Linked DNA regions of Homo sapiens: region 1 is linked to region 2. A link is a loop called in an ENCODE intact Hi-C map of the cell type or tissue named here. Cell type or tissue: heart left ventricle. All regions are shown on one strand. Links, peaks and the distances in the headings refer to the core of each region. The heading gives the core; the rest is flanking DNA.

Region 1 (15,250 bases), core at 3,916-11,915, 55 kb before region 2:
ACCCCACACATCAGAAAGATAATTTTTCCATCATAAAACAAAGTTCATATTGCCTTTGTTCTGCTTCAAATTACAATGCCAGTTCTGATGGAGCTTTTATGGTGACACAACTCCAGTATTACTTTTGCATCTGCTTGGGCTTGTTCACATTTACAACCAGACTTTCGGCATATCTGGGAACTGGAAAGCTCACAACAGCTCTACCAAATACCCCAGGACTCTTAGATTCTTGAAAGATCTCTGTTACCAAATGCTACTTTCCAAGACTTTTTTTCTGAGATGGAGTTTCACTCTTGTTGCCCAGGCTGGAGTGGTGCAATCTCAGCTCACTGTAACCACCACCTCCCAGGTTCAGGTGATTCTCCTGTCTCAGCCTCTTAAGTAGCTGGGATTACAGGCACGTGCCACCACGCCCAGCTAATTTTTGTATTTTTAGTAGAGACGGGGTTTCTCCATGTTAGCCAGGCTGGTCTCGAACTCCTGATCTCAGGTTATCCACCCGCCTTGGCCTCCAAAAGTGCTGGGATTACAGACGTGAGCCACCGTGCCTGACCGCAAGACTTTTTTTTAATGAGTTGTTCCAGTTAGCTCAGAGCCCTGCCCTCTCATTAGCTCCATGAAGACTGATGACTTATTACTACATATTCCAAAGACAGGTCCCCACTGGGGTCAGGTAGAACTGGTTGGCATTCCTGCCCCACTAGGAGTAGGAGGAAAAGTAATAGGAAGGAAAATCACTTGCCCTTAAATTGATGTGGGGTGAGATTAAAAACATTTCTTTTGGTGATCTGTTCGGTCACAGTATTTCTAACGATGACAACTGGATGGGAGGCCTGTAGTTCCATTTTACCCAGCAGAAGAGAACAGTCCTGACCCAGTGAAAGTCATTTATTCCAGCATGTTGGGAACATAGTACCTGGGGCACTGGTTTTATATTGTCTGAACGGTTTAGCTGCCACATAGCATTGGGTAATAATGTATTGGGGTGAGGGCTGGGGCATACAGGGAGACAGTGAGACCCCTACAAGGCTGTACTTTCCTTTGACACATTCCAGGTGAAGTCTTAGAAGGCAGCAACTTCTCCTGTGTTTGACAGATAATAATAATCAGGAAAGCTCTCCCTACCCCCCACCCCCAATATAACAGTGGCTGCTTCTCATAGGAGTAACATACATATTTTTAATATGTAGGATGACAAGGTATAGTGGGAACTGTTTACCTTAGCATGTACTGTTTGTTTCTCAAGAATTTCAGGTCCATTACACCTTAGCAATGAAAAGCCTTCTCTTATCTAGGAAGTACTTGTAGCATTCACCAGCTTGTCTGTTCCTTTTAATTTTTTTTTTTTCCTTTGGCCAGGACCTCCCATCATAATGCCCGGATTTTCAAATTTCTAGTAATTGAGTTTCACATTCCTAATATTAACACCCATAAGGAAGCTGGAAGGAGAAAATGGATACTAGTTATCTTACCGACTAAATATCAGTAAGAGCCCTTTGATTTTGAAGTGTTTGAAGGATGAGTGAAGAGGCCTTGTTTAGGATAGTACACTGTGGTCTAACACATTGGGACCGTGATTTGCTACCTGAATATCTTGGGAATTTGGGGGATTCTAACCCAAGTGTTGATTAAAAACAAGAGAGCTTTCATTTTCAAATTCCCTAACATGACACCCTAATTATTCTAATTATTTGGAATAAAAGTGGATAACCTACAATTGTGAAGTTTTATGGTTACTAAATATTTTAGTTAACCACTTCAGTTGTTCATGATCAAAATAATTTTATATTCATTATAATACCTTCTATAAACTGGGCAGGGGAATTGACTCCCTTTGGTACGATAGACATTTATACTGTCTCTAAGTGAATTTGCCACAGATTCAGAGTGAGGTGCTTATTTGTGAAGCATTAAGAATCCCTGGGCTGTTCCCAGGGAGTTGAGTAGAGGCATGGTGAATAACTGTTCAGGTACACCTAATTGTATAGCTTGTTTATATTTGTTGTTGTACCACAATGCCCTTATTACTTAGAGCATAAACTCCAATCAGATTCACATTTATTTTAATTATTTGATCATGAACCACATAACCTAATGGGAAACTTGGCCTGATCTGTTTTGTGAAATGTCTTGAGAAAATTATCCATGCCTACATTAAGCAAAAACAAAACTAACTCCACATGATCTCACGCATAAAAAATGAATGCCTGGAAAAGATGCTAGTTTTAAGTTTTAGGCCAAGATTGAATTTCAATTCTGGGTCATAGATTAATGTATGTGTCCAAGTAAATGTGTATATTTGTGTGTTTGTGTGTGTGTATGTAATGAATGAATAGATAAGTATATACCCACAATATAAGTTGCTGCTAAAGAAAATAAAAGTTATAAGACCTGAAAGGGGACACCAAAAATATGATTTCCTTACAAATATTTTCAGGAATTTTACTTAATTGCAACCAGAAGTCTGACCTGGAAGTGTAGTGTTTTGACCCCCCTAGCTGTCTGGTTTCCTATTTGCGGTGTTTTTTTTCTCCCCCAACTGTGAGAAAATATATTTTACACAGTTTTAACCCTGTGTATTCTTAGAAACACTGAAATAGAAAGTATTCCTCTGCGGGGAAGAAATTCTCATTATTTACAAGAATGATTTGCAAAAGCTTCACTTAAATAGAAAATATTTTTTAAAAACTTAACAAATCCTTATTAGATATATTTGAAAATAAAACAGCTTCTTGGTTGCCCTTCAAGGTAGTGTGAACTTCTAGAAGACTGAGATTTTTGTATTGTTTAAGTTTACCCTTATTTTAGTAAAATACTAGTGTTTTCATAACAAAAGTGTACAGAATTTATAAATAATGCCCTTATGATGAGGGTTTTTCATGCTTTCCCCCCTTCATTTTTAGCTTATTCAATCTTTTTTTCCTCTAGCTTTTTATAAAAGTGAAAATTAGGCTGAGTAAACTTAGGAAGGCTGTAGTACTATATAGTATTCTAATGAACTGAAAGATAACAATAAGGCCTGGCATGATGGCTCACTCTTTTAATCCCAACACTTTGGAGACCAAGGCAGAAGGATTGCTTGAGACCAGAAGTTCAAGATCTACCTGGGCAACATAACAAGGTTCTGTCTCTACAAAAAAACATAAAAATAAATTAGTTGGGTGTGACAGCACGTACCTCTAGTCCTAGCTGCTCAGGAGGCTGAGGCAGGAGAATGGCTTGAGCCCAGGAATTCGAGGCTGCCGTGATCTATGATCATACCACTGTACTCCAGCTGAGGCAACAGAGAAAGACCCTGTCTCTTTAATGATAATAAGAAATGAATGAATGACAACAATGAAGCTTAATTAGGATGACTGTAGGGCCAGGAAGCCTACTGTTGGAAAATTATAGAATTCACCATCAAATACTCATAGATTGATTTGCTGAATCAGTCAAAATGATGAGAAACATTGTTTCCATATTTCCATTGTAGCCTCTTGTTGTTTACCAGTGTGGTGGAATAATTATATATCTCGTTTTTTAAATCTCAGACATTTTCACTTACAGGAAAGCCTCATTCTTCCTAACTATTTAGTTGAGAGATTTAAAAATGAGGAACACAGTTGTCAACAATCCATTTAGCTGAAGAATACTTCTCATTTTTTTAATAACAGCTTTATTGAGATATAATTCATATACAATTCACCTGTTTAAAGTATACTGTTCAATGGTTTTTATGTATTCAGAGTTGTGTAACCATCACCAGAATCAATTTGAGAACATTTTCATCACTCCAAAAGAAACCCTTTACCCATTAGCAGTTACTCTTCATTTTCCCCAATACCCCAGCCACAGACAACCAACCACCAGCTTACTTTCTGTCTCTATGGATTTGCCTGTTCTGGACATTTCATACAAATAGAGTCATACACCATGTGGTTCTCTGTAACTGGCTTCTTTCACTCAGCATAATGTTTTCAAGATTCGTTCATTTTATAACACATATCAGTAGTACTTTATTTCATTTTATTACAAATAATGTTCCATGGTATGGATCTATCATATTTTGTCCATTCATCAATTGATGGACATTTGGGTTGTTAACCACATTTGGCTATGATGAATAATGCTACTATGGGTATTCGTGTACAAGTTTTTGAGTGGACATATGTTTTCATTTCTCATGGCTATATACCTACGAATGGAATTTCTGGGTCATTCTGTACCTGTATGTTTAACATATTGACGAACTTCCAGACTGTTTTCCAAGTAGCTGCAGCATTTTCTGTTCCTGCCAGCAGTGTATGAGGCTTCTATTTTCTCCACATCCTTAGCCACACCTGTTTGTCTTTTTGACTATAGCTGTCCTGTGTGTATGAAGTGTTATCTCATTGTGGTTTTGATTCCATTTCCCTGATGACTAATAATGTTACCATCTATTCAAGTACTTACTGGCCGTTTGTATATCTTCTGTGGATAAATGTTTGTTCAGGATTTGAACCCATTTTTAATTGGGTTATTAGTCTTTTTATTGAGTTATGGGAATTCTTTTAAACATTCTAGATATAAGTCCCTTATCAGCTATATGATTTATAACATTTTTCTTCTCTTCTGTGGATTTTCTTTTCATTTTCTTGATGGTGGCCTTTGATACCCAAAAGTTTTTAATTTTAATGATGTCCAATTCATCTATGTTGTTGTTGTTGTGCTTTTGATATCATATCTAAGAAACCATTGCCCTATCCAAGGTAATAAAAATGTACATCTATTTTTTAAGGAGTTTTATAGTTTTAGCTCTTACATTCAGGTCTTTGATGCATTTTGAGTTAATTTCATATATGACATGAGTTAGGGGTCCAACTTTATTCTTTTGCATGTGGATATCCAGTTGTCCAAGTACCTTTTGTTGAAAAGACTATTCTATCCTCATTTAATTTTCTTGGCACCTTTGTTGAAAATCAGTTGACAATAAATGTGAGTGTTTATTTCTGGACTCTCAATTCTGTTTCTTTTTTTTCTTTTCTTTTTTCTTTTTTTTCTTTTTTCAGACAGAGTCTCTCTCTGTCGCCCAGGCTGGAGTGCAGTGGTGTGATCTCGGCTCGCTGCAACCTCCGCCTCCCAGGTTCAACCGATTCTCCACCTCAGCCTCCTGAGTAGCTGGGATTAAGGCATCCGCCACCATGCCCAGCTAATTTTTGTATTTTTAGTGGAGATGGGGTTTCACCATGTTGGCCAAGCTGGTCTCGAACTCCTGACCTCATGTGATCCACCCGCCTTGACCTCCCAAAGTGTTGGGATTACAGGCGTGAGCCACCGTGCCTGGCCTCAATTCTGTTTCTACATGTGTTTCCATATGCCAATACTGCACTGTCTTGATTACTGTAGCTTTATAGTAAATTTGAAATTGTCTTCTCATTCTTTTAATGGAACTATTTTTTTTTTCTTCCCAGCAGGGTCAAAGCTGGCATTTACTAGTTAGGATCAAGAATCTTTTTTAACCTAGCCAGTGCAAACATGATTTTAAATTGTTATAAATATCTGAATTTTAATGAATTAATAAAGTACCATTGATTTTGCCAGTGGTCTTCTCCAGAGATTTAGATTAAATTAAACCTTTCACAAATTTCTTGACTCTAATTGTTCCATTTTAACCAAATCAATGAAGATAAAAGTTATCCTCATTATAGTCAAGGTCTTCATAGGCAGAAAAACTGTGGTGAGTCACCAGTATTTGCAAGGTATGACTGAGGGCACTCATGGGTCTTTAATTCTCATTCAGAATCCTTTCCCTCAGGTTCTAAAGTTGAGGCCAGGTTAAAATCTAACCTCCTTTGTTCACCCTTCCAGGCTTGTCCCCCATCTCTCTCTATTATTCTATGCATTCTGAACTCTAGGCGTCAGTCTACCCTACCAGGGTTGCCAGGAGCCAAAAGGACTTGTCTGAGTTTTTGCACAGATATGAATGCAGTGCCCTCCGCTTCTCAGTCCCAGCAGAATGCTCCTGATGCTTTAATCCTCTGCTTGAATGTTTCCCATCCTTGAGGATCTCCCTCCTCCCAATTTGGTTTGTTACTCCCCTTTGTTAAGTTAGACTTACCCTTTTTTTTTTTTTTTTAACATTGCAGTTGCCTATGCCTACCTTTGTTGCAGTAGCATTTACAATGTAACCATCCTACCTTTAACTCCTCTGTCTCTCCCTCTGCCCTCAGTTGAGTCCCTCAGGAGCAGAGCATTTTTCTTGATACCCCTAGGACCTCACATAGTACTTATATGTGGTAGGTGTGCAAGTGGCATGAGTTGGATGGTTCCGGTTCGATTATTACTATTTGAGGGGCACCTGGTTTTTGACAGAATGAAAAAAGCATAACCATTTCCTGTTCATACTGGCTCCTGGAACTCCTCTACTGAAATCATTTTCAAGATTAAGAAAGAGTAAAATCCCTTTTTAGTGGAATGCCTCACATATACAGACATATATACTCCAGTTTGCTGCCAAACTGCCAACTCAGTAATAGCTCACCATGAATGTGATATTTAATAGAAATGATTGACAATAATTCCAGACAAAGGTGTACAGCCCAGACTTGTTTAACAATGTTGGCCTTAATGCCATTTCTAAGGAATCTTTTTTTTTCTTCTGAGCCCCAAAAAAGCCTTTTTCCAGAAAAGCTGTGTTGAGGAGAGAGCTGAGAAACAGTGAGACTTGCTCTAATGCATGGGGAAGGGGTTTGAATGATGCAAACAAGCAGAGTAGCAGTGTGTCCAGAAGTAGGTGCTGGTGGTAGAGAGCAGCAGCAGCCTGGGGAAGACCATGGGACAAGATGGAGGGACAGGGAGCTGATAGCAGGAGGTGTGGGCAGGGCTGATGTTGAGAAAATCCTGAAAAGTAGTGATATTTGGCTTCATACAGAACCTTACAGGTGGCTTCATACAGAACCTTAGATGTGAGAACCTTGGTGGGAGACATCTGCCACTGAGAAAAGATGAAGACAAACCTAGCAAACCAGTGAAATGCACAAGTCCAGGAAGAAAAGAGAGAGACAGAACGTGCCTGAGTTTGAACAAGATGTAGTGTATTATTACCCTTGATTGTGTGGATATTGCTTTACAACTCAGAGCTTTCTCCAGGATCCTCTTTCAGAGACCCCAAAGCACTGTAAAGTATCAAGTATTTGCAAATGCCAGGTAGAAAAGTCTCACACCATGCGGACTTTCTAGTAAAACAAAGGGAGAGGCCAGGTGCAGTGGCTCATGCCTGTAATCCTAACACTTTGTGAGGCCAAGGCAGGAAGATCATTTGAGAGCAGGAGTTCAAGACCAGCCTGGGCAACATAGTGATACCCCATCTCTACAAAAAAAAATTTTTTTTTAATTAGCTGAGTGTGGTGGTGTGCACCTGGAGTCCTACTTGCTTGGGAGACTGAGGCAGGAGGATCGCTTGAGCCCAGAAGTTTGATGCTGCAGTGAGCTATGATCACGCCACTGTCCACCATCAAAGCCCCCTGTAACTGGAAACATCTTCACCCGAAGTGGGATGACTGAGAGCTGAGTAATGCCTTGAAAATATTTGCATTTGTAACAGCTGAAGGACAGTGATGAAAAGTGATTCCGTGGGGTGGATCTCCAGGAAGCTGGGAAATGTGGCATAATAAAATGTTATGAGCTTTTGTGAGGCCCCAGGGAATGGTGAATTCTCAGTGTGCAACAAAAGGAAAAATATCTAAATAAAAGGAAAGTGAAGTTTTCATGGAATGACAGGGCTGTGTGTACTCCTGTCAGTGAGTGGGGACCAGGATCTTGGAGAGGTGGCAGGGTGCAGGCAGGATGCAGCTTTAGACCTTCCCAGACACCTGATCTGACACTTCTCCATAGGCCATTAGAGTGTCAGTCTGTTTGTTTCCTACTCTTATTTTAAATTCCCTCTGTTCCTGGTATTTCCTTAATATTTCCATTTTGTTTGCGTTACATATGTAAACTGTTTTTTTAAAACCTGCATTCTGTGTTTTTAGCAGGAAGGTTTCCTTTATCTCAGCTTTCAGATTTCCCCAATTCAGCTTTCAGAGATTAGCCCTGTTTAGTACAAGGTGATATTTTTATTGAATGGTGCACTTTCTATTCCATGCTTAACGGGTTGGTAATCTGGCTTGAGTCTGCAAGATGTGTGTGTATGTATCTATAACTATGTATCTATAAATCTATATTTTCAACTTGGGCCACTAGTTTAAAAATCTCAGGGTGAAGTTATTGTTCGTATTTTACAATAGTATGATAATTTAAGCTTAAGGAAGATAAGAGCTTTACAATCACCTATTAGATCATTTTTGTTTAGATTTCCTTTAAATTGTTATCTACTTAGAAAAATTATTCTAAAGATTATAGTTATAGTTCACAACATAATAAAAGATACTTTTGCCTTCCTTATAAAATGTTATTTTCAGGGTTAGGAAATTACCTAAAAAAATAAGCTTTAATCATGATTTATGTTCTGAGACTTTGGAAGAGGGTCTATATTAATATAAATATTTAGAAGAAAAAAATGTATCATCTTGAAAGGCCCTGAATATTTTCATGGTGGTGTTTCTTTTTTACAAATAAATCTTTAAAAGAATACTTTCATTTTTTAAAACATCAGAAATTTCAAATACATACAAAAATAGGATCATATAATGAACCCCCACTTATCTGTTGCCAGCATCCCAGTTTTAAACAGCATATAGCCAATGTTATTTCATTTATATGCTCATCTATTCCCTGCTCCCCCAACTATTTTAAAGTAGATTCTGGATGTCATTTAATTTTATATATAAATGATTCAACATACAGAGCTCTAAAAGAGAAGTGATTTTTAAAATGTTAAAAACGCCATTAAAGACAAAAAAGTAATGTCATCAACTATCTAGTCCATCTTCAGATTTATCTGAACGTCTCTTCAGTTCCTTTATAGTTGAGTTGTTCTATTCAGGGTCTGAACAAGGTTGGTGTACACATTCATTGCACTCGGTTGATTATCTTTATCATAGAAGAACACCTCCTTTAACCTGTAGGAACCCTCATCCCCAATTTTTTTTCTATCTGTTTATTTAAGAAAGCGGGTCAAATGTCCTCTGGAATTTCCCACATTTGGATTTGGCTGGCTGCATCCGGATGGTGGCATTAACCTGCCTCTTCCAGCCCCTTGTATTTTCTGTGGATTGGTGGTTTGAGCCACAGGCCTGATGAGGCTGGGGTCCCTTGTGTGAGAATACTTTGTGGTATGTGGGGTGTGTTTTCTGTTGCATCTCATCTGGCAACACATGATTTCTGGTTGTATCCCTTCTAATTTCACGCTAACAATGTATATACAATGAAAATGGAGCTTTTTATGATTTTAAAATTAATCAGTATTTTAGATTTGTTCATTAGGTATTTATATTACTAGTAAATACTGTTTAAGCAAAACAAAATTTAAAAGACTCTTTTACGTAGGCTTCTGAAACTTTGCTTAATTCAGGCAATTAAGATAAAAATATCAAGGTAATGTTTTGCAATAAAACCTGGGTGTTAGCATACATAGTTCCTTTTTAAATCTAAGTCTATGTAAGATCTAATTTAGCACCTTAATTAAGATGGTAAGTTATTGCATACCTATCATCATAAGGCTTACATATCAGCCCAATATACATCTTATGTGAACTCTTAAGGACTTGTATAATAGAAGATAAAAATAAAAAGCACATACATGGTGGGTTTTTTTTCCCCTATAAAAACGCAAATCAGCAGGTAGTTAAAACAAAAAGAAAGAAAGAAAAGAAAACAAAGAAGGCATGAGACCGGTTCATTTAAATTCCCTGGAGGAGTGATAATAATTGAGCTAATATGCATTGCCTTCTCATAAATTGCTTCAGTAGTTTAGGCCTTGAGTGGCTTAGAAATTAGCTGTCTCCCCTTGCCTCTTCACTGTTGCTATAGAATCCAGCTAAAGGCCTGTTTGTTTGTGTTTAAAGAACTAGGATAACCTCTTATATTCACTGACAGAACTTACATTTTGTTTTTGTCTTCTAAGAACTCTGCAAAGCACTACCATTACTCTAATAAGACTCTCACTACTAATTTCATTATAACATACCAGTAAATCAACAAAATAAGATTTAGAGCAGTAACTTCCAGACCTGTCTGAGCATCAGAATTCCCTGGAGCTCTTTTAAAAGAATGTAGTTCTCTGGCTCTCACCCCAGGTTCTCTGGGCCTGGGAATCCAGGAATCTGTATGGTTGGAAAAGACCTCAGCCTTGGAGATTCAAATTTCCCAAGTGATTTAGATATGGGCAGTGGACTCATGATTGGGAATTGGAAAGACCCTAGACTAGTAGATAGATGCTTATTTGAGCTTGATAGTGGATTATTTAATAACTGGAAGAGGAAGTAGAAGAGATGATAAGTTTTAGGAATATTTAGTGTTTTCATCCATGACTTGAGTGAATGCATCAAAAATGGGTAAAAGACCTAGCACCTTATAAAATGGGATAGAAATTCCAAATGACTGTGACAAAATTAAGAGGAATGTCTGTTACAGACAAATGCTGAATAGAAAATGTAGAATAGAAAACAGACTACATAAAAAGAAAAAGCAGAAAGCAAGCAAGCATGCAACTGGGAAACAAAAACAGAAGTGTGACATGAAAGAAGAAACACACAATGATCTTTCTTTAATTTAATGTTTTCCCCTGAAGCTCCTGTGTTGTTTTCTGCTTCTCATCTTTGCAAAGTTCCCAGAACAGATGTTTGTGTTTTGTGTCCTCTTTCATACTCTCATTTATTCTTCCACCCTGAAGCTACCTCCGAAATGCTACCAATCACCTCTCAATTGCCAGCTGAGTATTTTGTTCTATTTCTGCTGTCACTAATGCTCTCTGGCATTTGATCTTTCAACTCTCTTTTCCAAGACTTCACTATGGTGGCTGGCCTTCTTCTGATCTAACTACTCCATGTGGGCCCCTCTTTCTCTGCTGACTCTTGAGAGTGGTCCTGCCCTTGCCCTTTGATCTCTCACTTGACATGCTCTGCCATGGACTTTTCTTCCTTTTGGCCAGAGTTGCTTCAGTAGATCTGCAGCCATGACTTTTCCTCTGAACTCCAACTTTTCCTTTTCCTTTTCCTTTCCCCTTTCCCCTTTCCTTTCCTTTCCTTTCCTTTTTTTTCTTTCTTTCTTTCTTTCTTTTTTTGAGACGGAGTCTCACTCTGTCACCCAGGCTGGATGGAGCGCAGTGGCATGATCTTGGCTCATTGCAACCTCCGTCACCTGGGTTCAAGCAATTCTCCTGCCTCAGCCTCCCTCCTGAGTAGCTGGGACTACAGTTGCACACCACCACACCCAGCTAATTTTTATATTTTTAGTAGAGACAGGGTTTCACCATATTGGTCAGGCTGGTCTCGAACTCCTAACCTCAGGTGATCCACCTGCCTCGGCCTCCCAAAATGCTGGAATTACAGGCATGAGCCACCGTGCCCAGCCACTGCACACCTTATTTCTATTGGCTTTCCAAACAGCTTCACCCAGAAATCTCATTGATCCTCATCTCTAAAGCTTGGTTTATCTTACCAAGCCTACCTACCCTCTCTATACCTTAGGAAGCTACCACTCATGTAGTCAACAAAGTTAAAAAAAATTGTCATTGTCATCAGTCTTCTCTGAACACGTTTCATTGACAACCAAGCCTGTCTCTGATTTTCATCTCTAAAGTGTCCCTTGAATATCTCTCTCTCTTGTTAGTCCTATGGCTACTGATGATCCTTGCCTTCTCCCACTTGACTTTGTTAAAAGAAAAACTTTAGACAAAATAAATATAACAGTTTATTTGAGCAAATAACAATTCATGAATCAGGCAACACTCAAATCCACAAGAGATTCTGAGAGCTCCGTTCCAGCAGTATGGGCAGGGGGCTTTCATAGGCTGAATGTGGAGGCAAAGTAAAGAAATTACTTGATTGGTTATAGCTAGGCATTTGCCTTATTTGGATATGGTTCAATAGAAAGTCCCTAGTTAATATAACGAATTTGCTAGTTGGTTATCTGCGATTGGCTGAAGCTCCATTCAAAATTAATCAGTCACAAGGAATGCCTCTAAGTTAAGTTTTGGTTTGCTTATTTATGTAAGGGTTCCTAGTACAGAAACAACCCCAGACTAATGGTTTCTTGCTTATTTTGGCTTAACAGCTTGTTAATGATAGGTATGCAGTAATTTGTGATAAAGAGGGAAAAAAAGATGAAGAGAAATATTAGGAATAGAAGTATTAGTAATGAAAAAAAGACGTAATTAGATCAGGAATAGAAGTATTAGTAATGAAAAAAGACATAATTAAATTAGGTGGAAATTAAAATAAAAGACTATTAAGAACAACTTCGTGCCAATAAATTTGAAAACTAAGGTGAAATAGAAAAATTCATAGAAAAATATAAATTGTTAATGTGAGCTAAGAATAAATATAAACCCTGAATAGATTATTAAAGAATTTAAACCACTGGTTAAAAAAGAAAGCACCAGGTCTGGATATTTTACCAGGACAGTTCGCCCCAAAATTTAAGAACTAGGTAACTCCAGTTTTATGTACTTGAATAAATGTTAACATCTCCAATTCATTTTATGAGGTTACTATAACTTGACACTAAAAACTAGGATCAAAAAAGAAAAGAAAAAAACAGGACAATAAAAGAGAAGAAAATTACAGGTCAATCTCACTCAAATATAAAAGCAGAAATCCTAAACTAAATATTAGCAAGCTAAATTTGGCAATATAGAAAACAAAATCATGATATCATACAAAGTTGGCTCAGCATTAAAAGTCAATTTGTAATATTTACAACATTAATAAATTAAAAAGAGCAATGCATGTAACAATTATACAAGGTACAGGAAAAGCAACCAGTATTTATAATAAAAATTTTTAGAAAATTAGAAATATGTCTACAAAAAGTCTACAACAAATGTTCTCAGTAGTAAGTGAAACATTAACAGTGTTAGCTTTATAATAAGGAGCACCAGAAGATACCTACCAGCAGCAGTATTCAACACTCTACTGGAGGAGTTCCAGCCCAAAGAATAAAACAGGAAAAAAATATACAGGTGAAAAAATTGGAGATGAAGAAAAGTCCCTTTTTTGGTACATGGTATGATTGTATATGCAGAAAAATCTAAAATAAATATACATACAAATTACTCAAATTAAAACAAAGCTATAGCAAGCAAAACAGAATAGCACTGGCGTAAAAATGGGCCCTAGACCAACAGAACAAAATAGAGAGCCCAGAAATAAACTCATGTGTATATGGCCAAATATTCTTTGACAAGAGCACCAAAAATGCAAAATGGGGAAAGAATAGTCTCTTCAATAAATGGTTCTGGGTAAACTGGATATCCAAATGCAAAAGAATGAACTTGGATCTTTATCTTATACCATACACAAAAATTAAAATATATTAAAGTCTTAAATGTGAGACCTGAAACCATAAAACTTCTAGTAGAAGAAGTTGGGAAATGGCTCCTTGACATTGGTCCTGACAATGATTTTTTTGGATGTGACCCCAAAAGACAGGTAACAAAAGCAACTATATCAAACTAAAAACTTCTGTGCAGCAAAGGAAACAATCAACAAAATGAAAAGGTAACCTATAGAATGGAATAAATATTTTCAAGCCCATATATCTAATAAGGGATTAATATCCAAAATATATAAGGAACTCATACAACTCAATAGCAAAGAAAAAAAAGGAAAAGGAAGAAAGAAAACAACTAAATTAAATACCCCAATTAAAAATGGGGAAGGACCTAAGTAGATATTTTCCCAAAGAAAACATATAATTGTAAACAGGTATATGGAAAGGTGCTTAACGTTATTTACCATCAGGAAATGCACGTTATGACCACAGTGAGATGTCATCTCATACCTGTTAGAATGGCTGTTATAAAAAGAGATAATAAGTATTGGTGAAGGTGTGGAGAAAAGGGAACCCTTGCATGCTTTTGATGGGAGTGTAAATTAGTACAGCCATTATGGAAAACAGTATGGAGATTCTTCAGAAAAGTAGAAACAGAACTACCATATGATCCAGCAGTCTCACGTCTGGGTATATATACAAAGGAAATGAAACTAGCATCTTTAAAAATGTGCTGTATGTATACAATGGAACATTACTCAGCCATAAAAAAAGAAGGAAATCCTACTATTTGTGTCAGCACTGATGAACCTGGAGTGCATTATGCTACATGAAGTAAGCCAGACATAGACAAATACTGTGTGATCTCACTTGTATGTAGAATCTAAAAAAGCCTAATTCATAAAAGCAGAGAGTAGAATGATGATTGCCAGAGGCAGGGGTAGGGACAGAGTCTGGCTAGGGGAAGGGGTCAATGAGGGAAGGAAGGGGAGATTTGGTCAAAGGACACAAACTATCAGTTATAAGGTGAATAAGTTCTGGGGAATCTAATGTACACTGTGGTGACTGTAGTTAATAATCATTGCATACTTGAAATTTGGTAAGAGAGATCTTTAAATGTTCTCACTGCAAGAAAAAGAGAGATAACTATATGAGGTGATAGTTGTATTAATTAGCCTGATTGTGGTAATCATTTCACAATAGATACATATATCAAATCATCATGTTCTATACCTTAAATGTATACAACTTTTATTTATCAATTATACCCCAATAAAGGTGGGGAAAAAAGATTTAATAGGCATTTCAGCTGACAACATATAGAAGTCAGTTACAACAGCAGGCAGTTTAAAAATGTAGTTTTTAGGAGATAACATTTACATGACAACACTAAAAAAACTTTATTGGAAGGTATTAAATAAGTTATTAAAAATAATTAGGAGATTTACCATGTCAAATGTATGGGAAGTGTCATTATCATAAAGATGTTTATTTTCTCCAAATTGATCTATAAATTCAAGGTCTTTCTGATCCAACCCTGAAAGGGCTTTTCATGCAACTGGACAAGCTAATAAAAGGATAAAAGGCCAAGAATAACTTCAAGTACTCCTGATGAAGAAGAAAAATAATGTTGGGAGTCAGGAAAGGAAATTGCCCTACTAGATTAAGATTTATTATAAATAAAGCTCAGGTAATTAACATAGTGTTAACTGACTGATGATAAGCTAGTGGAATAAAGTGAGTCAGAAAGAGAGGTCTGTGTATGACAGACCTGGCAACCAGGGATCAGTGGGGATCTTCTGTTGAATACTCAATTTATTATTCATTTGGGAAAGAATAAAAACGGATTTCTAAATGG
Region 2 (13,992 bases), core at 5,621-13,620:
TCATTGGTATTGCAATTTAAGGGTATAATTAAATTCTCAGAAATCTGCAGGACTCACTCTAATTTGCTTTCTATATTTATTTACAAGACAGGGAACAAATATGTGTCAATGTGCAGCTTAACAGAGGGGACTTGAATGGATAAAATTATCTTTAATTATCTAGAGCTACCCAGTACTGGGCTTGAATTTAATCATAGTCAAATGTTTCCTCTGGCAGCATAATATTACCATACACCATATTACCTTATAATTGCCATTACAGTTCCTTATCAAAAATGTTAATTCTTTGCTTGAGCAAAAATCAATAAAACCTTATGTTTGACCCTAAAGTATTTGATCAGGGAACAGAAGGTGTGAATTGGACAGATCCCCCGAATAACTTTCTTCAATCAAGTTGAAAAACCAAACAGCTATGTAAGTCCCCAGGAGAGCTCTTTTTCCCTTATCTTCTCATTTGTTTTGTTATAAACTGTTTAAATAGTTCAAATGGTTGTGCATGCCTAGGGGATGAAACCTATGTAATAGAAATGTACTGTTTTATGAATAAGGAGTAAAATTGTTTTAAAAAATTAATGTGTATCACTTCTGTTCTTCAAAAACAAGTGAATTAACCCCAAGAAATGCATATTCAAAATGCCCTTTTCTGGACAGCTATTTTAAATTATGCTCTATTTGTAAGAAGTGTTTGTGTTTTCTTTGTTGAAATAATTCTGCAGTTTTGAATACTGTGTAAAATAATCAAAGGAGCTTTCCATTTAACCATCGGCCTTAAAGATTTAGGTATTGAAAACCCAGCATGAAACATTTGGATTAAATTGACCCCTAAGATTTTGGGGTGCTCCTTACAATGTGGACTTGTTCCCAATTCTGCTGCCAACTAAGAGCTAAGATAGACCTCTTTGGCAAGATTAAACTATGGCACTTTGACTCCTTTCCAAGGATCTTGACATTCCCCAAGTGGATTCATTTCCATTTTCCAAGTGAATCTAATCTTTACTCAGAACTGATGAAGTCCTGGGCTGACTGTCTACACTGCCTTTTATTTCAGTACTGCAGGCTTCTCTAGTTTTGTACATAACTTTTCAGAAGCAGTTTAGTCAGGTTGGAATAATACATTTGAATAGCTGTGCGTGCAATGCTGAGAACCACTGCAGTCGATGAGGCGTAGCTCATTTCTTCCTAGTGTTTTGGTCATGGTGGCCCGCTGTCTGGCCTAACCCACAGGAAAGACACCCTGCCCTGGACATGGGGGCTGGGCCTGGGATCTGGGGACTGCCTAACAGCATGGGGCTGCAAGCTGCAATCCCTGGGTCCAGGCTGCTGCTTTGCCACTAGTTGGTCTTATATGTTTTGGTACAAGTCATGTAACCTCCCAGGCCTCAGTTTCTTCATCTGTCAAATAAAATTATCTCTAATATTTTAAGTGCCAAACACAGCTTTTAGTGCATCGGGATAAACATTCCCCTCCCATGTATTAATGTCTACATCTGTTTGAAAATGGTTCTCTACACTGGCCACCTACTGGGGTCACCTGGATAGCTTCTAGTTCAATCAGAATCCCTGAGGTTTGGCCTGGGCGTTGGTATTTTTAAAGCTCATCAAATAATGATTCTCAGGAGACACCATAGTTAGAACTATTGTTTAAAAATGTGGTGTGTGCATGTAAATAGCGGATGTTAAAAGAGACAGGGTTCGCTGAGTATTCTTTAGAAGAGGGGCTTTCTGCAAATCAGAAGTGTACCTACTTTCAAGTAAATGAGTAGGCATGGCTTTGGGGACAAGGTGTCAGTCAACAGTCATACATGTTAATCTTACAAAGAGATGTGTTTTGTTTTCTTCTGAAGGCCCCTCTGCATTGGTTCTGCTGCTTTAGAACCTACACATCCCAACGCACCCATCATCTTTGCCAACATTGAGAAATTGTTACCCTCGTTCAGAAGATGGGTCTTTAAAGCACCTAAATAATTGTCTGAAATTTTTACATAAACCTCTGGGGTTTGCCTTTGATCATGATCATTAATATCATTAATAGGCTCTCTCTAAAAGTGCGTGTGAATCTCAAGTTAGCATTTGGCAGGGCAGTGGAAGAATGAATGCTTTTAAAATAGTTTGGCTCAGAAAGTGCATCTGAAATAACCCTGTGGGAAAATCAGGAGAATTTCTCATCCTCCAAAGGATTACCTAGGATGAGATACTGACCTTGTATTTTAAGTTCAGTTGCATTTCTTAAAACCTCATTCATTACCCAGCCTGATTTATTTTAGGAGTGAAGTAGGCTGTGGGAGGGGGCTATATAATGATGTATGGTTTTTATGTTTGCTTTTTGTTTTCTGCACAGTTCCCGAAAGATTTTTTATCATAACGTGTATATATATTTCTTTAAAAAAAAAATCCAGCTTCTTCACAAGATTTACTATGGCTTTTCTCTTAGAAATTAATGCTGAAGAATTCTCTCCTCTTCAGGCTCTAAGGCGATCAAACCCCAGAAGGCTGAGTGTGTGCGGGGTGAGCAGAGCGCTGACCTCTGCCAGGGGAGAGGTCAGTTCAGCACACAAGACTCAAAAGGGAGGAAGAAAAAGCAACTCCTCAGCAGGGAGTTTGACTTGCTTTAGGGCAGAAGAGCTTTTATAAATGAGTTCCCAGTCTCCCACGCCCTCTCGCCTGCACTTCTGTTACCAGTCCTGTTCTGCGCTTAGACACACACACACAGACACACACACACACAGGCACACTCACACCTCATTTCCACTCGTTGCTTCACATCCCTCTCTCCACCTGCCCCAGGAACAGTGGAGAGACTGACAGACCCTGCTCCAGAGGAGGCAGGTGATGGATTGACTGGGAATTTTTCTAGGCCCAGCAGCTCCCAAGGCCTTTTCAGTTCCTCCTTCACATGCTTGACTGGTGAGAAGAACGCAGAAGGCTCTTTCCCAAACCCACGGTGGGTGCCTGGAAAGATGAATACCAGCGCATCCATTCCTATTGTCAGAGGGAGAGGTGGAATGGTAAATCAGGGCAGCCTCCAGCCAGGAGGTGGGAGACTGGGCTGGGTATTTGGGATGTGTCCCAGTAGGAGGAGCCTAGAGGGACCTTCCTGTCACAGCACAAGAGAAGGACCTTGTGAAGCAGCAACATTGCTCTATTGATATATTCTCCTTAAAATGCTGCCCCAGTGAGCCTTGTCCCAGCGCCCTTCTGCTCAGCATGTGGGCCATCTGCCTGTGGCAGAGCCTGGGGCATCTAGAAAAGAATATTCTTAGGTGGCTCTCCTGTGAAAATGCCCCATCAATCAATCTGAAGGCACTTGTAGGCAGCAGAGCTTTCTATGCCAGAGGTGTCAGGGATCTGGGTTGCTATTGGGGTTCTTGTTTTGATGCCAATAAGCATCTTCACCGGAAAGAACCTTCTAGATGTCACCAAAATCTTTACACAGGCTCAAAGACAAGGAGTCTCTGCATCCATCTGTGAATTTTCTACAGCAAATTTTCCCTGTTTTCCCTTGAAGATAGCATTTCCTGGTACCAGTTTATCAAATCTCATGTTCTTCTGGGCCCCAGTTGTAGAAACAACTTTGGCTCTTGTTTTGCATGTCTGTCAAGTCTAATTCCAGGTCCTAATAATGTTGTTTTAGAAAAGCTCACTGAACTTAAGAGAAACCTTAATTTTCTGCTACCAGCAATGCAAGTCTGCCTAGGCCACCTGCCTTGCCCTCCATGCAAGGGCACTCCTAGCAGAGAGATGGTGGGAGAGAAAGTTTGGCTTCACATTTAGCCCCTTCTCAGTGCCAAAGAAATGGCCACTGTGCAGTGACGACGGCCAAGCAGGGAACTTCCTTGTAGGGAAGGCCTCTGAGGAAGCCGGAGGTGGGAATACAAAGTATTTCTGAAATGCCCAACCCACTGAAAACCTCCAGAAAATGGAAGTCAAAACAGTATCTCGTTTCATAAGGAGAGAAAACTATCTCAAGACTTGAGTGTCCTGGAGTCCTCCAAGGCCAGGTATCTGAGCTTACCTCATTTGGCACACATTTTATAAAATAGGGGTTTGGAGGGATATAGAAGAAAAAAACTGTGTTCTATTCTCATTATTCGCAGGCTGTAGACAGCTGTCGACACTCACAGACCACACACTGTTGTAGACTTCAATTAGGCACCAAGTTTTGTACAGTCCTATAGTTCATTCTTGTCTTAAATGAGCTTTTCTTTCTCCTGCACCGGAAGCCGGCTCTGAATTGATCAGGGAAAAAGCTAACAACGATTTGTATAGTCACAACCAAATACGACACCTACAAGTGACATAGCTGGTACGATCCTTTTTAGAAGAAGCCTATGTTAGTTTTCTATCCCTGTGTAACAAATTACCATAAATTGAGAGACTTAAGACAACATAAGTTTATTATCTCACAGTTTTTGACACTTAGCTGGGTCCTCTGCTGAGGGTCTCAAAGGCTGAAATCAGGGCGTCAGCCAGGCTGCATCCTCATCTGGATGCTCAACCAGGGAAAGGTCCACTTCCAAGCTCCCTTGTTGGCAGAATTCAGTTCCTTACATTTGTAGGACTAAGATCCGCATTGTCCCGCTGGCTGTTGGCAGGGGACTTCCTACAAGCCATTTCGCGGGTCCTTGCCACATGACCTCGTCCATTTCATTAATGGAGAAACCTTGGCATTGAATCACTTTCATGCTTTGAATCTCTTTGACTTCTCCTTCTGTGACTAGCCAGAGAAAACTCTCTGCTTTTAAAAAGCTCCTGTAATTAGGTCAGCCCTACCTGGATAATCTACATTTGAAGGCTAACAGATTTGAGACTTTAATGACATCTGCAAAATCCCTTCACAGCAGTACCAGGATTAGCGTTTGATTGAATAACCAGGGACCAGGGAGCTTTGGGAGCCATCGTGGAGTCCTGCCTACGACCAGATCCAACAGCACTTAGCTCTTCTCTGACAGGCCCAGTTTAATGGTGTAACGGTGAGAAAGTAGACTGTCAGTTGGAATCTAGCTGAATTCCTTAATCTTTTAATGGTTACTTAGAGCAAATACTGAAAGCAGTGTTCTTTCCTTTACCTGTAGCCCTTTTCATGAATATTAACTATAGTGGCACACATTTATTGTCACCATGACAGATGAGGAAACTGAGGCACAAAGAATTTTGGAAACTTTCCCAAGTTAGTAAATGGCAGTGCCTAGAATCTGGGTCTGGCAAACCTCAAAGCCCAGAAACTGTGTTGTTAGAGCACACAGGTGGAAAATTTCAAACCAGGAGCTGGAAGGAAGAGCTGCAGTTGGAATCAAAGAAGTTTCACTCCAGAATGCATGCTCTTGACCACTAAGCACACAGCCTGGCTTTGCACACCAAGAGGGTGAAAGTAACAGTCCAGTGAAGGAAGGGTCAGGCCCACGTGGAGGCTGAATGCTCTGCAGGAGATGTTCAGGACCTCTTTTGTAACTGCACTGCAGCCAACACTGTCCGACTGAGAGCTCACAGGAAGCACGGAAATGACAGGGCGTGGAGGTGGAGAAAGCCAGAGATTGTGGTCCCTCCCGGCCCCTTCCCACTCCCTTTACTTTACTAGAGGCACTTTTTTCTTAGTTTGTTGCAAACCTGTAGGACATGTCACGTTTGCGCTCTTCCTTTCTGCTTTATGCCTTGAATTCTTTAAAAATTCTTCTAAAGTAACATCACTGCAAAGCCAGAGAGAGCCCCTGAGGGTATCTGATTGTTCATGTCCTGAACTTGGAGGGTTTATGTTTCTGTCTTGGGGATGGGGTTTTTCCAAGTCACTCAGTGTGGGTGCCTGGGCGCAGAGGAAACTTCTACATAGAATGTACTTCTGGCCTACCCTGACACGACAAACAGGTTGTGGAGGAGTAGCCTTTTGGGGATGTCAGGTGGAGGAAGCAGAGCTGCCCACAGGCAGTTCCAGGAACTCTCAGGTGTGTCTGAACTGGCCCAACCGCACACTGGACGTGGCGAACTTCATCACATTCAAGCGATCTGGATTTTAGTCCTGTTAAATGCTCAGGTGTTTTTGTGGTGATAACCTGGAAGGAAGCTGCCAGGGGGAGTGGGAGTGGTTAGAGAACGTGGGATGAGGCCTAATGATAATTGCAATCACCTGACACTGGCGAGGACCCTGGCACCTGCATCTCAGCCCCGGTGAGCAGCAGTGTGGTTCTGAAAACACCTGTAAAATGTGCATGTGTGCATATGCGTGCACACACACAGGCAGCAATAAGACCTAGTGAGGCTGTTGATTTCCTTTCTGAACCTCTTTTCCTGCAACTCATTTTAATTCTATGAAGCAAAAACTAAAAGGGAAATCAGAAACTTCCCAAGAACAAAGGAACAGCCTACAAAGGAGCAGGGCTTAATCTTCCTTTGATGCAGAAAACACCTATTGCTCCTGGGTTTATACAGATGTCACTTTCTAGGCAGAACCAGTTCAGATTGGCGACACTGTCGTAGCAGTCGCTTCCTGTGACCTCCCTTGAGACTTTGCATCCATTTTTGTGAAGTGCTGATCTCCCAAGGTTTTACCTTTTAAAATCACACTAAGGGCAGGATGCCGGCATAAACCTCGCAAATTCCCAGAAGAGGCAGAAAACACAGCAGCCCAAGAAGCAGGAGCCCAGAGTTCTAGTTCTGGCTATTGCTAACTCTGTATAACTTCAGACAAGTCCTTGAACCTCTCTGGGCCTCAGTTTCCTCTTCTGGGAAAGTAGTGGGGGTTGGATCCTTTGATGGATAAGGTCCTTGATTGCATTAACATCCTGTGATAAAGGTGTTTCACATGTAACATCTATGATAAAGGTATTTCAACTGCACATATCTCAGCAAGGGTGAACTAAAACAGCTTTTCACTCTTCAGGTGCAGAACAGAGGGGGCGAACCTGTTTGGTTGACTGAGTAGTGATTAGGAAGCCAGCTGCAAACTTGTATTTCCCCCGAGGATCACCGATGAGCACCACCAGCCCTGCCAAGAGAGCTTCTCTTTAAAACAAAGCTGTTACTTTCATGTTGCTGGCATCTGCGTTTGCTTTCTGGATAACTCAACCCTTGGGTGCCCTGGTGTGGATATTTGCAGTGCGGGTGGGTTGGAAAAGGCAGCAGGCAGACCTCAATTCAAGGTTCTTACTGGATTTAAGAGCCTTTATTCTCCAGGTTAATTTTCCTGACTTGCGTATCACAGGTTAATACTGGACCCAGGCATAATGATACATAATTTGAGACTTGTAAAAGCTGTCTTGGACTTGAAAGAAACACACTCTAAGCCAGGAAGGTTGTGCCCAGCATGCAAGAGCAAGTAATACAGGTAGAATATATGTCCAAAGCAAGAGAGCCGCACCCTTTTGACATGATCTCAGAGGCTGCCGGGCAGGGTTTAGGCTCCTCGGCTGCCAGGCAGCGATACCACGGCGGCCCTACAAGCATCACTCCCCCCAACCTGCTCTTAGTTTTATTTTAACAGCCATTGGAAGGCAATGGTTCGCAAACGGAAATTCGTTATTTTTAATAGACCCCGAAATACCTCGTGGATTTGAAGTGATGCAACAAGATTGCCCTAATGGTTTCTAAACTTTGTTTTTAAGACTTCTGGGGCCAGAACTGTAGAGAACTGCCTCAGGGCACCCTTCTAGCTCAGATAACCAAGCTGTTTGTTGGCATTGCTGGAGACTGACATACCCTGAGCTGGGATGTTTAGCTGCTTGTGGGGTGGAAAAAAAATGTTAAGAAAAATAATTGTTGTTTTTGCAAACTATCTATTTAAAAACAGAACCTCAGGAAGCAGATTTCTGTTCCAATGCTTGGATGAATCAGAGCTTACAAAGTATAAATACACATTAGCAGGAGGAGGCTTCCCATAACCCATGTGCTTGTTGTATGTCTTCCCAGACCAGGAACCTCTGAACTCCTGTTTCTCATTCCCAGTAGAGGCAAGAAAGAGACCCACAGTCGAAACGGAAATGGTGGAGCATTGCTCAGCCCAAGTTTCAAAGCCCGAAAGGCCTGTAGAACTTTTTTTTTCCTTTAAAGGCAACTGGTTTTTTGCTGCACCTTTGCTCACTTTGGAGCAGACAGGTGTAAGCCATTTGGAAAGGTGGGAAACCCACGCTCTGGCCCATTTTGCTCCTTGCTACCTAAGAAATATTACAGAATAAGTTCATTTTGACTCACTGACCCCTCAGATCAGCTAATAGGCATGAAGCACTTAGACCACATCTTGCTCAAGGGGCGGTGTAATCATTTTACTTAAAAATGATGTCAGGTGGCAATTTAGCAACAAACTGGCTTCCAGGCTATTTAATTCAGTTTAACAAGGAAGAAAAACATTATAATTAGTTAAGAGCTGGTACTGTAGCACTTTAGCAGAGTTGCTCCCAATTTTTAGAGTGCATGAGTCGGGGAGGAAGAGCGAGCTTGTCAAAAATTCAAATTCCCAGGCTCCACTTCTGGTGCATCTGGTCTAATAGGGTCATGGACCAGTCCTGGAAATCTGCATCTTCAAACTGTAAACCCTCTCGCAAATCACCACTGAGTCTCCTTTGGCTTTTAGTCAATTAAGATACATCCTCCCCCTCCACTTTCTATTCAAATTCTACATCATGGAAGTATAGAATCTCAGGACAGAGCTTCCCATCCTAAAAAAACACCAGCTTTAAGTGTTCTTTCCTGGAGTTTCATGGGATATTCTAATGCTAGAGTTCTAGTTAGCCAAGTTTCTGGACTGAAAATTTTTTCTTCCAGGGCCCCTTTAAAGAGAGCCCAGGGCGTTCCTGGGGAATGAATGGTAAAGGCACTGAGTCCCTTCCTCTCAACTTTCCTAACCCCAGGATAACCAGAGCACCATTGCCTGCTTCCTTCTTCCTGAAGGAAGGGGAAAATCCACCCTTCACAATTAAAGTCCTGGCACTGAGCCACATCCAGAGGAGGCTGATCTATGCCCTCCCAATACCAGGGGTGTCCCAGACAGAAGGTGAGTTAAGACAACACCCATGAATCCCAAGATCCCTTCCCTCCTGGAATAAAGAATTGCAGAGACTCATTCAACTTTTTTTTTTTTTTTTCTTGGCACAAAAGCATCTGGCAGCTACCCAAGGAATTCTGGGGTCCTGCAGAATCCAAGTTTACAAACCACCAGAACAAGGTTTTGCTTCAGGATAGTGTTTGACTCCACTGCTGCGAAATGACTGTCTCCTGGCTAGTAGGATCTAGATTTCTCCCTCCCTTTGACCCCACCTTGTGGAAACCCAGCTGTCTACTGGCAGACATTGGTGAGAAAGCGGAGCTACGCTAGGGCAGGGAGATGTCATGGAAACCTCAACTCTTCGCTGTCCGGGTCCTTCAGGCCACCTCCCCAATGAGCCAAAACAGTGTTGGCCCTCTTAGGGTTGTCACAATCCCAAATCCCTCGATGGCCTCTGCTCATGCACAAGGATCCCAGGACACTTAAAGCTCATCTTTCATTCTTAAGATGTTCCTTAGCACAACTCCAAGCCTAGAAGAAAAAATGTTTCCCCGAGAACAAAGAAAAACATCCCCATCAGCTTTTCCTCCATTCAAAGTCTGCTGTGCCAGTTGTATGAAAACCGGACGTGGGTGGACAGGCCTGAATGTTGAAGTGCTGGGGGATGGCTCTGAGAAGGGTGAGCTTTGGCTTTCCTAGCCAGAAGCAGAGTCCTGGTGACTCTGCACGGCTGCTGGAAGCTGTCCATGTGCTTGTTACCACAGCTTATTCCTTCCGCAGAGGTGCCAGAGGCAAAGCTTCTCCCACACCCCACCACGCGATGCGGGGGCAGGGCCTCCACCAGCCACAAGTGAGAGAACCAGAGTTCTCCTGCCCGTGACAGGTGGGGACAGCCCAACTCTGGAACCTCACAGAAGACCAGAACACCAGCACTCCAAGGCTGCATGGTGAGGCCAGAACACTCATTCCCTGGGAACAAGGTGATGAGTGATGAGCCCGAACACCAGAAGCTTGCAACTACCACCTCCTGTGCCGTGAGGAAACCACCCCATGGGTAAATGTGCACAAGAGTCATTTCAGACCACACCCTTACAACAGGACATTAATATGAATCTAAGTAGCCAGGGAAAAAAAAGAGGCAGACATTAAATCTCCCTGCTCGTTTCCCAACACCAATTCCAAACCCTTTAAAACCCTTTCAGTGCTGTGGCCAGTTCCCCTGATTGCTCACAAACAATTCACCTCGACACTACAGGCCATTAATCCAGTGGTGTTTATTCAAGCAGTATTCACACTTGCTGTTGAATAACAAGGGAATCAAGGCTCCCCTAGATGGGGCTCCCGCAGTTCCAGCTTCACAGCAGCCCCAGGTCTTTGAGAACTCCAGATGAGTTTTGTGGTTGAAAAGCCTTTCAGTTCTTCCTCCATCCCTCTGTCAGGCAGAGCCTATTATACCCCGATTACCAGAACAGACTCAGCAGGGTGGCAGAAGCACATGGCAAAGCCGGTAGAACTACGTAAGCTCAGAAGAGGCCACACTGTTCCATGTTTTCATACAAAAAAATTTAATAAATATTACTTTTCAAAATTTATTGCCAAGAACAACACATCAAAGATGCATTTGTATGTTCATATAACACTAATAGGACAATACAAAGTATCTTCACGGTCTCAATGGTGAACCAACAAGATTACTCTGTTTTATAAGCCTTTTTGATCTTGAACTTCGTAATAGCACTTTGATTTCCTCACTTAAGGCAGGCAGTGTACTCTATGGCAAATCTAAACAGTGATCTTACTGGACATTTTATGGTTCAAGTATTCAACTAGCTTATTAGAATACTCCCTAAATGCAGTAGATTAAAAAAAAAAATCAAATCTACAAGTGGTTCAGTATTATGTACGAATGGTGAAAAGAAATCAGAATTTACAAAGTAAGATTGGTGTGCTTCCAAGTTCACACAATTAATTTGATATTTTTAATCATATTCAACCACTCACATTTTGGCTATGTTAAGTCATAGCTCAACTTGTTCCCTTACTGCTCTGCAGCAGATCACCTGCCTGTCTCTTTTCAAGTCTAAAGCAGAAAAACAAAAAACAAACAAACAAAAAAACCTGTTCTAAACTAATCCTCAAACTGCCTCAGTCAGTCCTTAAAACGTGTTTTAAGTGATGCTATAGAAGGTGTTTTAAACATCTGACGTCGTACAAAAAAATTCCATCAGTATTCTGGGCACAGAAGCCCATCCTATTGTTTTAAAATAAACTATTTTCAAACACCTTAATTTTGGCTTATAGGCAACAAGTAATGAGAAGAGTTCAAAAAAATAAAGCCATACGCTTACAATGCTATCAAAAACCTTCAATTCTAAACACATACATATAAATAAAAAGGAATGATGTTTTAAGGCTCTTGATTATTAAGTTAATAAATCAAATATACACAGTGATTAATAAAAAAGAATTATTTACATAACTATACAAAGTTCTACTTTTGACATTTTTTTCTTTAAATTCTTCATTTTACCAGCAACTGCTGACATCAAAGTCTCCCCTCCCCCAACAACAAAAATACAATTAAAAAAAATAAATAATAAAGTCATTTGTGATCGTTGCTGTGGTTCTGAGCTGCAAAGGCACTTTCAAATACAGAACTACTTGTACGTCATCATAAAACCAATATACAAAAACAACTCAAGAGTCAATAAATATAAATAAAACTATGATCTAAGACTGCATCACCATTAGGACATCTGGCAGAAGTGGGAGCTCAAAGACCAGGGGGCTGGGCAGGCTCCTGGGAGCCTGATCCGAGACCGTGTCGGCTGCAAGGGGACACACAACCAGGGTACTGTTGACTAGCTTTTTGCATAGCTGTGAGATGCGGCACTCGATTTCCCAGCCAACCACAGAAACTACCATTGCCAGTGTAAGCCAGCTTGTCAAAACTTAAATTAACACAGGGATTCTAAGTCAGCAACGGCCTCAGACTCGAGTATGACACGACAGTTTAAAGAACTACAAGCCCTCAGACTCTACCTAGCGGCGGCAGTGCCCGCGGTCTGCTATACGATGTACTCCATTCGGTTTAAGCTCTGGGCACTTTCCAAGTCTCTGTTGTCCTGTTTGTTTGTCCAGTTTGGGTGTTTTGTCGGCGTGCCGTTGGGGGGCTTCTCTTCTCTGTCTACCAGCGTGTACGCCGGCTGCTTGGCAAACCGGGCTTTCTGCTGGTGTTTGTCCATGTCGTCCTCTTCTACTTCAGAATTGTGTGTCCTTATTTTAGACATTTTGGAGTTCTTGTTCTCATAATCCTTGATGGGGACCGTGTTGGCCCCATGTTTCTCAATGGGGTTTTTGATCTGGTTCAGCTGCTCCCGCACGTTGTTGGTGGTGTTGTCCTCAGAGGCTGAGTGTGTGTGGCTGCCCGGCTTCCGCCGCTTCCGCAGGCACCAGTAGAAGGCCGTCACCAAGCAACAGATCCAAGCCACAGTTAAGACAGAGCTCAGCAAGGGAACAAGGAAATCTGTAAGGCAGGCACAAAACCAATTAACTCTCCAAGAAAGAAAGAAAAAAGCATCATCGCAGGAACAAAAGAATACCAACAGTGGTTCTCCTGCCCTTTATCCCTAAGAGGGGGGCCACAGGGACAAGTCCCTTTTCATCATTGCATATGGTCACTTCACAACTTGATAAGCAAATGCTGGGATCAGGCCCCTGTAGACCTTGATACTCTTATCCCTGGAGAGACTGGGTGGAGCGGCAGCTCCTACAGGCTCTTTGACTTCGCATGGGGAGAGCAGTGTCTTGTTAAGTCTGGCTACTGAGGCAGCTCAGTACAGGAGTTGGTTTTCAGAACTAGAAATCCGATTCAAATTAGCACAGACAGCTCAAACGTGCCATGGCTCCATGCCCAATCTCTCCCTTGGCTGAAACGGTGCTCGAGATCCTCAGGAGGGAAGCCTGGACACCCCTGCGGGGCCATCGAGCCTCACAGAGCTCAGCAGTGGCTAGGCTGTCCCAGGACACCAAAATGCCAAGTCAGGCTTTGTACAGCTTCAAACTCAAGGACAAAGGACAAGCAGTGTCCTAGGGCTTTGTCACGGATCTAGCACAATACCTGTTCTGCAGGGAACGTTGCATAGTGTGTTGGGAAGGAAAATATGAGGCAGACCTCTGTTCCCATGGGCCATGTGACCTTAGTAAAGTAGGCTGCCCTCAGTTCTCAGTTAAATTGGGAGCTCCTGCGAGGGTAGGGCACTGCCAGATAATCCCTCGACCTGATGGCTTTATTGAATAGTATAATGAGATCATCTACTATCATCACACAAACTAGTCCCACTTGACACCTACCTGTTCTGTTCTTCAGAGGCCGCCTCTGAACTCTTACTTCTGCAACGGCAGCAATCAGCGAGCTGTTTCCATCACGTTTACTAACAAGATCGATTATTTTGTCAGTGATTTCCTTGATCGGGTTCCCATCATCCCGTATATCTTCAGCAGACTGGAAAAACAATTGTCAGACTTGAGAGTCAGAGGAATACTCAAAGCAGCCTTTCTTCAAAATTACTCGACAATCTGTGTCTGCAAAGCTTTTTGTCAGTGAATTTGCTCCATTCAGACACTGGTTAACCGAACTGCCTTGCCATCGAATAATGAGGTGTGAATGGGTCTTATACTTACAATGGCCACATGTATTTCATTGTTCGCTGAAGGGGAAGGCTCGCAAGCGATGTAGATTGAATATTCAGCGGAAACATTCTTCAAAATATTCAAATTCCTCAATTCACTGCAAATGTGCTCCGTAGTAAGACCCTAAAACGATTTTTAAAAACCCACACACGTGTAAGATTGAGAGGAAGAACAAAAGGCTGAGATGTTCTCTTTGAGGCTGGCTAAGTTCAAGCTTACTTTATTATAAAACAGGAATGTAAGCTAGGGAGAAGTAGATCCTAGCTCATGGCATTCCTCCTTTAAAGCAAGCAAGCAGACATCCACCATTCAAAAAAAAAACAAAGGTTGTT

What was found. A loop is a pair of places that touch in the nucleus more often than their neighbours do. Peaks named below come from ENCODE experiments on the same cell type or tissue, not always from the same donor. Only the 100,000 strongest peaks of a DNase experiment are listed, where the experiment ranks them.
Region 1: a loop joins it to region 2, with 2.4 times the contacts of the local background. A loop is called at or near these places in 8 of 110 quality-filtered maps.

The regions. Positions count from the first base shown.
Region 1 is chr20:10,574,419-10,589,668 of GRCh38, forward strand. All of the region lies in intron 4 of SLX4IP (SLX4 interacting protein), which reads left to right. Among named protein-coding and RNA genes, the nearest start is that of MIR6870, 68 kb to the right of the region's middle. RefSeq lists silencers at 4,183-4,477, 4,210-4,410. In heart left ventricle, for the core only: no CTCF peak of the experiment used is centred there; no DNase peak of the experiment used is centred there.
Region 2 is chr20:10,627,462-10,641,453 of GRCh38, forward strand. It overlaps JAG1 (jagged canonical Notch ligand 1), which reads right to left. Exons shown (of 26, transcript NM_000214.3): 24 at 13,652-13,783; 25 at 13,322-13,472; 26 at 10,223-12,494. The coding sequence ends at 12,037. SLX4IP (SLX4 interacting protein) reads left to right here. Exons shown (of 8, transcript NM_001009608.3): 8 at 1-569. Among named protein-coding and RNA genes, the nearest start is that of MIR6870, 15 kb to the right of the region's middle. RefSeq lists enhancers at 9,269-10,065, 10,066-10,862, 13,190-13,965, 13,966-13,992. In heart left ventricle, for the core only: no CTCF peak of the experiment used is centred there; a DNase peak (open chromatin) is centred at 9,738; H3K4me3 peaks cover 485 bases; H3K27ac peaks cover 6,883 bases.